Linked DNA regions of Homo sapiens: region 1 is linked to region 2. Evidence: chromatin loops called from intact Hi-C (ENCODE). Cell type or tissue: ascending aorta. All regions are shown on one strand. Each heading gives the region's core, and the rest is flanking DNA. Links, peaks and the distances in the headings are about the cores only.

Region 1 (4,411 bases), core at 184-4,183, 340 kb before region 2:
TATATATGAAAATATATATGACATTCATATATATGAAAATATATATGACATTCATATATATGAAAATATATATGACATTCATATATATGAAAATATATATGACATTCATATATATGAAAATATATATGACATTCATATATATGAAAATATATATGACATTCATATATATGAAAATATATATGACATTCATATATATGAAAATATATATGACATTCATATATATGAAAATATATATGACATTCATATATATGAAAATATATGACATTCATATATATGAAAATATATGACATTCATATATATGAAAATATATGAATATATATTCAAAATATATATGTGAATATATATATTTTTCAGCTGCCTATCAATATTAGTTTCCTTTTAAGTGTGCAAATTTCCAAAAAAATTAACATTATGGGAACTTTTTTAACAATATGAGTTTACAGTTGGATTTCCAATGAAAGTGATTTAAAAAAAAAAAACCAAGATTTTCTTATAGACAATTTTTGGAGTCCTTTCCCCAGTATATTCTATGAGCAAGGTTATAAGCTAAAGAACATTCTGATATTTTGGGCTATAATAAATAATTGTGGGTCTTATGTTTAAAAGTTAGCTAATTTTAGTTTACAGTGATGGTGATGGGATCTGTGACACTGTGACAAAACAGAAGATATTCTAGCCAGTGTCGCTGAATTGAAATATTCATTTAAAAACTTAATCTGCAATGCTAATAATTGCTTTTTAATTTAATCTGGAAAACGGTAGTCCTGCCAATATTTTAATTAAATCTAGAATATTTACTACAGGCATATTGGAATGTCTTTGGAAATAACTGTTACTGCTATAGAATACCAAATTATTATAATAATACTTAGTGGTATGAGTTCAGATTTTGATGAGGCATTATTGTTCCAATGAAGAGGTTTTACCAGTATAAAAGTTACTTTGACCAAATACTATTATGTATCAAACACACAGGTAAGCGACCACCCATCTCTGTATTTAACACAGTATATGTGCACGCGTGTGTGACAGGGAGGGATATCTGGAAACGATAGTGTGAGTCACCACTGGAGAAAAGAGGAGGGGATGGGACTAGAACTTGGGTATCAAAGATGATTTCAACCTTATTGGCAATATTTTAAAAGGAGAATGTACTCATGTAACATGTATACAAATTTGAAAATTACATCTGGTCATTTAAATTTAAATTCTTTCTTGAGCCAAATTAGAGATAGGGTTCACTTGAAATTCTAGCTTCCCTAGACAGTTGATTAACTTTGTGACCTTGAGTACTCTTAGAACCCTCTCTGAGCCTCAGCTTTTATAAAATGATAAAACACTATGGTATCTTACAGGGTATAAAGGTACATTCTCAGTAAGTATACATTCTCAGACGTACTTTATACCACCGGTCCCCAGCCTTTTTGGCAGCAGGGACCAGTTTCATGGAAAACAATTTTTTCATGGATGCGGGGGCTTAGTGGGGGTATGGTTTCAGGATGAAACTATTCCACCTCAGATCATCAAGCATTAGTTACATTCTCTTAAGGAGCGGGCAACCTAGATCCCTCACATGTGCAGTTCACAATAGGGTTGGCACTCCTATGAGAATGTAATGCCACCACTGATCTGACAGGAGGCGGAGCTCAGGCTGTGATGCTCATTTCCTACCACTCACCTCCTGCTGGGCAGTCCAGTTCCTAACAGGCCCTGGACCAGTCCAGTTCCGTGGCCCAGGGGCTGGGGACCCCTGCTTTATCCCGTACTGTTGGTATGAATCTTTCCAATTTTACCATGTAACAATGTCTTTCTTCTTCCAGCCTAACTTCATTTTTTTTTCCCTGTATTTAGTGCACAGATCTTTTTTTCAAGCCAAAGGTGGAAATGTAAGGGACATTGGCTGCTTTCTCCATCAGGGCTTCTGGCCCATGTCTCTCTGTTATAGAAAGTGATGTGCAACCAGGATGGGAGAGGCCTCTTGTCATCCTAGTTGATAAAATGATTCCTTACAAAAAATGGTCTAGAAAAAAAAAAGAGTAACAAATTTAAAAAGAATTTTTTTAAAACCTCAAACCGTACCACCAGGTGTCACTATAACCCAAAGCACTGCTGGTAATTTTTCCATTCAATTGTAAAGAAATGCAAAAACTCCACATTTTAAGTAAATGAGTACTGTCTTACAAGGCTTTCCCTGTCAGTAACTTACGTTGCCATACAGTTACTAAACTGAATATTCTAAACAGATGAGAAAAGGCACAAGCCTTATTTTTTTTAAAAAATTGTAAATAGTGATTAATGAATGCTAAATGATTTACAATGCAGTAAGATATTTATGGGTCAGGAATTTCGTATTTTCAGTTTGGCCTTTTGGTGGGAAAACCTGAAGGTCCATATGATTATGGTGATCTGTCATTTAACTGAAACAGATTCGTCCAGGGAACAAGTGAGTCCAGCTGACTGCCTGACATTTTTCTTGTTCTATACTCTATACTCGGTTCACCTCTTAAAGATATAAAAAATAACAATTGAAAATTCTAACTAGTAAAATTATAATAATAGATTACAAAATTCATTTTAGAGATAATTTATTTTAATAACTACCCAGATATTTTAACATCCTTTTCATACTGTTCTTAGTTTCTTAAAGACAAACTTGTAGCACTGCATTTTGTGTTTTAAAAAATATAGATGTAATGTATATGGCAACTATAGCACCAAAGGATAGACGGGAGGTAAGCAGAACTTTAGTGTTGCAAGATTTATATATGTAAAACCAAGGTTAATTCGCAAATAGTTTTCATTGTGATAAATTAAATACACATATTATAGTCCCTATAGTAATCATTATAAGAAGAATGCAAAGAAATGTAGCTTTAAAAAGACAACAGAATTAAAATGGTAAAATAAACATTTAACGTAAAAGAAATCAGGAAAAGAAGGACTGAGGAACAAGCAATATATGAGAAAAATAGAAAACAAACAGTAAAGTGGCAGAACTAAATTCAGCTAGATCACTAATTACAGTAAATGTAAGTGGACTAAACACTCTAATGAAAAGTCCTGTTGGGGCCAAGCTGTATATAAAAGCTAGACACAACTATATGCTATCCATAAGAGGTACACCATTCAACCTCAATGGCTTAAGCTTTAATCTATCTGGCTATTTTCCATTATGATAGTTTGCTTCTCATTAAAAGTGGAGTCTCCTACAATTATCCATTGTCGACTTGTGAAACAGCAACTGTCTCTATCTTGGTCATTGTGTTGCCTTATAGGTTTACAAGGTCATAATGGGCAAAAATCATGTTTACCACATTATACTACCAACTGCACACTCCTCCATGTGGGTAAGGATTATATGTACTTGGTGATGATAACATGCTTTTATCACTTAGATTTGCTTCAGAAAACACAGCTGGTACAACATGTTTACAGCTGTAATTCCATCAGTTACTGTTAAAACTGAATATTATAAATTCTCCAAATAGTTAGAAAAAGAAAATGTACTAATTAAAATGTAAAAATAGTTCTTCCATTGAATTACCTGAATAAACCACATGCTAAAACAGTTCTGGATTAATGATTAATCAGGCTTTCATAATATTAATAGCTAACATTTTTCAGTGCTTTCCATGTTCCAAGCACTGTGCAAAGTGCTAATTATCCTAACACTGCAAATAACTCCACACAGAAGAGGAAGCTGACACTTAAACTTGCTCAAACTCACCCAAGAGTTAGATCTAAACTCAGATTTACTTTTTCCAGCATCTATGTAAACATGCACAACATAGAGAAAGTATAAATGAAAGGAAGTACATTTTGGTTCTAAAAGCTTGATATTAACATTGATTGATATTTTAAAAGTAGGCAAGGCTCAGATGTATCTGACTATTCCACAGCCTCTTATGACTTCATGGGGAATTATATAGGATTTCAAGTTAATTCTCTGGGGATCATGCAATGTCTTTATCAATCCTTGTCTATCAACATTTGAATATGCAAAAATGAAATCAAGAATCTCTGCTTCCCTTCCAGGGCTATGTGATATATCTCTGAAGAAGAAATTCAAATAAAATATAGAGGTAACTACTTTTTTGTAATTAAAAATTCAAGCCGATGAATTTTTTGTTAGCATTTTGCAACTACTACATTAGCAACATTTAATATATAATATAGACAGTGTAGGCACGGCTGCAGTAAATGGAATTTTATTAGCTTCACTGCTTTTGATTTGGTGACATTGCTTAAGGTAATTTATCATAAGGAAATAAAGTGATAGAAACCAAAATGCTATATGGAAGTATTAGTCATCAAAATGAAAACAATTTTAACAGTAATTTGATACAACGTGGTATGTGGATATAATACAGTCATTTAAGTGATTAATATGATGTCTATGTATAGTATACGT
Region 2 (4,411 bases), core at 80-4,079:
GTTTCTTTTAGACCAAGTCTCACTTTGTCATCCAGGCTGCTTGAGTGCAGTGGCACGATCTCAGCTCACTGCACTCAAGGAGCCTGGATGACAAAGTGAGACTCCCAAGTAGCTGGAATTACAGGTGTGCAGCAGCACGCCCGGCTAATTTGTGTATTTTTAATAGAGACAGGGTTTCACTGCTTTGGCCAGGCTGGTCTTGAACTCCTGGCCACAAGTGACCCACCCGCTTCAGCCTCTCTCTACTTCTTAAGTGTGGACTGTGCATAGGGACTTCCTTCAAAGAAGTACTGCATAGAAAGGAGTAAAAAACTTTGTAGTAGAGAAACTTGACAAACACTACCTCAGCCAGGTAATCGAAGTCAGCATCAACAGTGATATGTCATGTTGATAGTACATACCCTTAATATGATGTGATGAAAATGACACTTTACCTCTGTGGTCTTCCTTCCCCAAAGCCATAACTTCAGTTTCATTAAGTTTCATTAACTTTCAGTTTCATTAAGAAAACAGCAGCAAACCCCAATAGAAGGGCATCTTATGATATACCTGACCCGTACTCCTCAAAACTCTCAAAGACAAGGAAAGCCTGAGAAATTAACAGTCAAGAAGAGCCTAAGGATACAGGATCACTAAATGTAATATGGTATGCTGTATGGGATTCTGGAGGAGAAAAATCACATTAGGTAAATGGTGAGGAAATCTGAATAAAGTATGAATTTTAGTTAATAATGTATCATTGTTAATAATTAATTGTAACAAATGTACCACACTAATGTAAGCTGTTAATAATAGGTAAAATGGGGTTTGGGGGAGATGGGAACTCTGCACTATCTTTGCAATTTTTCTGCAAATCTAAAACTGTTCTAAAATAAAAAGGGTGCTTTAAAATATGCATTGCAGAATCAAGAAAATACAGTGTATAAAGCACTCATTGGGGATAACAAATACTGCCCTCCCATCTTCCATCAGAAGAAAAACACTGGGAATGTGATATTGATTTGTGTATTTGCACCTAACGGATCCTTAATGAATTTGCCAAGGATAATTAATAAATATGCCAGTTCATGTTGTGAGCTTAAGTGAAAAATATAGTTCTTATATTCCTTGAGCAAATTCATTTTTCAAAGCATCATGCTAGGCACTTAATTATTGAATGATCACATCAAGCCCATGGGGATTACGCCTTTAAAAAAATAAAAAAAACTAGGATCTAAGCTGTTAAGAAATGTTTGCTAGGGCTGCCATAAAAAAGTACCGCAGACTGGGTGGGTTATTTTCTCACAGTTCTAAAGTTCAGAAGTCTGAGATCAAGGTGTTGGCAGGGTTTATTTCTTCTGGGGCCTTCCTCGGGTTTTCAGTTGGCTGTCCTAATTTCCTCTTCTTGAAAGGACACTAGTCAGATTAGGGCCCACATGAATAATTTCATTTTAACTTAATTACCTTTTTAAAGACTGTATCTCCACAGTCACATTCTGAAGTACTATGAGTTAGGATGTCAAATTATGCATTTTGTTGGGGGACACAATTTAGCCCATAACAATGTCCACATTGATCTCTTTGACTACTACCCTCACCCCAGTGATGGAGGTATGATTCTAATCGAGATCTTTAGTACTCCAAAGCTGGTGCTCATTTCTTTATAGTATCATAGTGGTCACCAGCCATGGTTTATTTATGTCTTCTAGAATACTTCAGCCACAGGAGAAGCTAAATTTGTCCAGCTTTGTTTTATCTTTTTTTTTCTTTTACATGATATTCCATAGTAAACATTTTACTTAAAAGTGGGAACTAGTGCTATAGTGATATAGTAGATTCCAAGACAGACCTATATTTAGACACTGTTCTGCTACTCTATACTGTGCTCTGTTTCTCCCAAGATTTTTAGTGAGCATTAAATGAGATACAGATAAACACTTGGCTTGAAACAAAAGATGATCAGCATTTCCCTTATTAAGAGAAAATAGTATTATAGAAAATCTACCTCTCAAGTCAGTACAGTAAATACATGAGGAGTTCAGTGAAATGTTCTTTAAGAATTTGGAAGTGAAAGAAATATGATTGCCTTTTGAGAGTTAAACTTTAAAATCATCACATAATGGATAAAAACAGTCTCTTCTAGCAGCAGGAGTTGATGTAATATGACTGGAGCTATTAATACAGCTAACGGAAGGATGTGTCACTCCAAGGTAGGGGGTTGGACAGCCCATGGGAGCTTAGGAAAAGGAGTCACAGAGACAAATATTAGCAGAACCCATCTGGGTACTTTTGGGAAACAGGAAATTTGAGCCAGTAGATTTTTTTAAATATTAAGTTCCCATTGCCAAGTTTCCAACTGTGTGATTAATACTTTAGCCTGTTTTAGTCTTAAACCATAAAACATTCACACATTCCAATGAGCTTCTTGTACTTGAAAACCAATTGTACCTGATCTCAGTATGATATAGATGTGCTTACAGAGATTGTGTGGGTCTATCATGCTAACCTGGGTATTTAGCAACCTGTTGTTTTTTTACTGTAATTAAATAGAACTTTATGTATTTGGTTAATGTGACTGAGCAATAGATCCATTATTTGTGTACTTAGAAAGTCTGGTTTCTGCCTCTGAATGACTATGAACCCAATTCTTCCATATTTTGACTTTAACCTATAAGGGCTAAGATTTAGGGTTATTAGATTTAGCAAATAAGGATATAGAAAAACCAGTTAAATTTGAGTTTCAGATAAACAATGGATTTTTTTTTTCAGTATAAGTATGTTTCAGACAAAATTTGGGATATGCTTGTGTAAAAAGTGTTGAATGTTCATTTGAAATTCAAATCTAACTGGCCATTCTGTACTTTACCTGACAACTATAGAGAGACCTCTTTTAATACAGCTGCTAGTATTAATATACTTAAAGCCCTTAGCACAGACTCATACATAAACACTATAAATGGTAACACATTTCCTGTCTTATGTAAACAAAGTTATAGTATATGAAAAGTAATCACCTTTGTTGACACCTATTAACTAAATAGAAGGCCCATAATCCTGTGCCCTTTTACTCTTCACAACGGAGACCTCAAAGGTCGGTTATTGACTCTTCTGTTTAAGCAAGATCATGTTGCTTGTATTTTGACCATGAAGTTTCCAAATAATAAAATATTTATGAAATGGCCAAAAACTTTTGCTTCCCCTCTAAACCTGAGTGATTATAAAATAGTCTAAACTCTTCCCTTCAACATTCCTTCCTGCTGGCTGGGACGGACTTATGGTGCACCTTAACCCAAGTGTCCCAGGGTTTAAAAAGTGCTTCTTTTCAACAGAGCCATACTACTTCTAATCACTTTCTATTAGCACAGGGGGCGTGGCATGAACATGTAACTGACATGAACTGCTCTAAAACTTGTGTAGGCAATTTTCCTTCAAGGTAAATGAATGTCAGTGTAGGAGAGGATAAACATCTTTCCTTCATCTATCCTAGGTTCATAGCTGAGGCCCCTATAACAAAAGACAGATTGGCAAAAGAATAGCATACCGATTTATTTAATTTGTATATAATATACAAATTTGTATGTGATACAGGAGCCTTCATAAGGAAATAAAGACTCAAAGCAACAGTTAAACATGACTGTATTTTATTGAAGGTTTGAAGAGTGGACCACCGTGGAGAAATAAGATGGAATAAAGGGGATATAATCTAATGGAAACTAGGGGAAATTTAGAAAAGCCTGTTTGTTCAGATTCCTCTCTGTGTCCTTTCATCTTCAAAGATAAGGATGGTCCTTTCCTCTGGATATAGGGAGAGCATTTCTCACAAGAGGGTCTTATGACTTGCTTTAGGGGAAGGTCAGAAAAACCTTCCTAGGTGTTACGACCTGTTTTACAAGAAGAGGGTAGAGGAAGATGAGAATGAACTTTCTACCTTGTGGTTTTCTCAAATTCCTCAGCTTCAGCTATTTTAGGGTAGCAAGCCCTGGACCTCATCATTGGAAGAGTGAGTAAGGCTTGGCACAAAGAAGCAGCTATAATCTAGGCTATCCAAAGCCCTAAGAGACTTCTAAAATAAAATAAGAAAATCTTGATGAGTAATTCAATATTCCCTTTTTCCACATTTGTCTGCTACACCAGAAATTTTCGTAAGATTAAAAGCTGTTAACTAATCTTTTCAATTACTTGGTTTATTAAGCTATCCAGGCAGCAACTTTCTCTAGATAATTTGTGTCAAGCTAATCAATACATTCTTCCATTTGTTTTTCCTTCTTTTGCATTGTTCTTTAAGGAAACCTCTAATGTCACGAAATACACCAATGGGTCCACTCTCTGCTAGATGGAATCTACTTAAAATGCACCACATGGAGCAAAAATCTGCCGTTCTAAAGCAACGCTTTATGTAGTTCCTGGCTTGGACACATATGACCAGGTGGAA

The links. Peaks named below come from ENCODE experiments on the same cell type or tissue, not always from the same donor. Only the 100,000 strongest peaks of a DNase experiment are listed, where the experiment ranks them.
Region 1: it touches region 2 in a loop (2.8-fold over the local background); 1 of 110 quality-filtered maps calls a loop at or near these places.

Annotation. Positions count from the first base shown.
Region 1 is chr6:71,381,996-71,386,406 of GRCh38, forward strand. No RefSeq gene overlaps it. Among named protein-coding and RNA genes, the nearest start is that of MIR30C2, 7.2 kb to the left of the region's middle. In ascending aorta, for the core only: a CTCF peak has its summit at 2,110 (motif pointing right); no DNase peak of the experiment used is centred there.
Region 2 is chr6:71,719,615-71,724,025 of GRCh38, forward strand. No RefSeq gene overlaps it. Among named protein-coding and RNA genes, the nearest start is that of RIMS1, 160 kb to the right of the region's middle. In ascending aorta, for the core only: no CTCF peak of the experiment used is centred there; a DNase peak (open chromatin) is centred at 2,207; H3K27ac peaks cover 3,251 bases.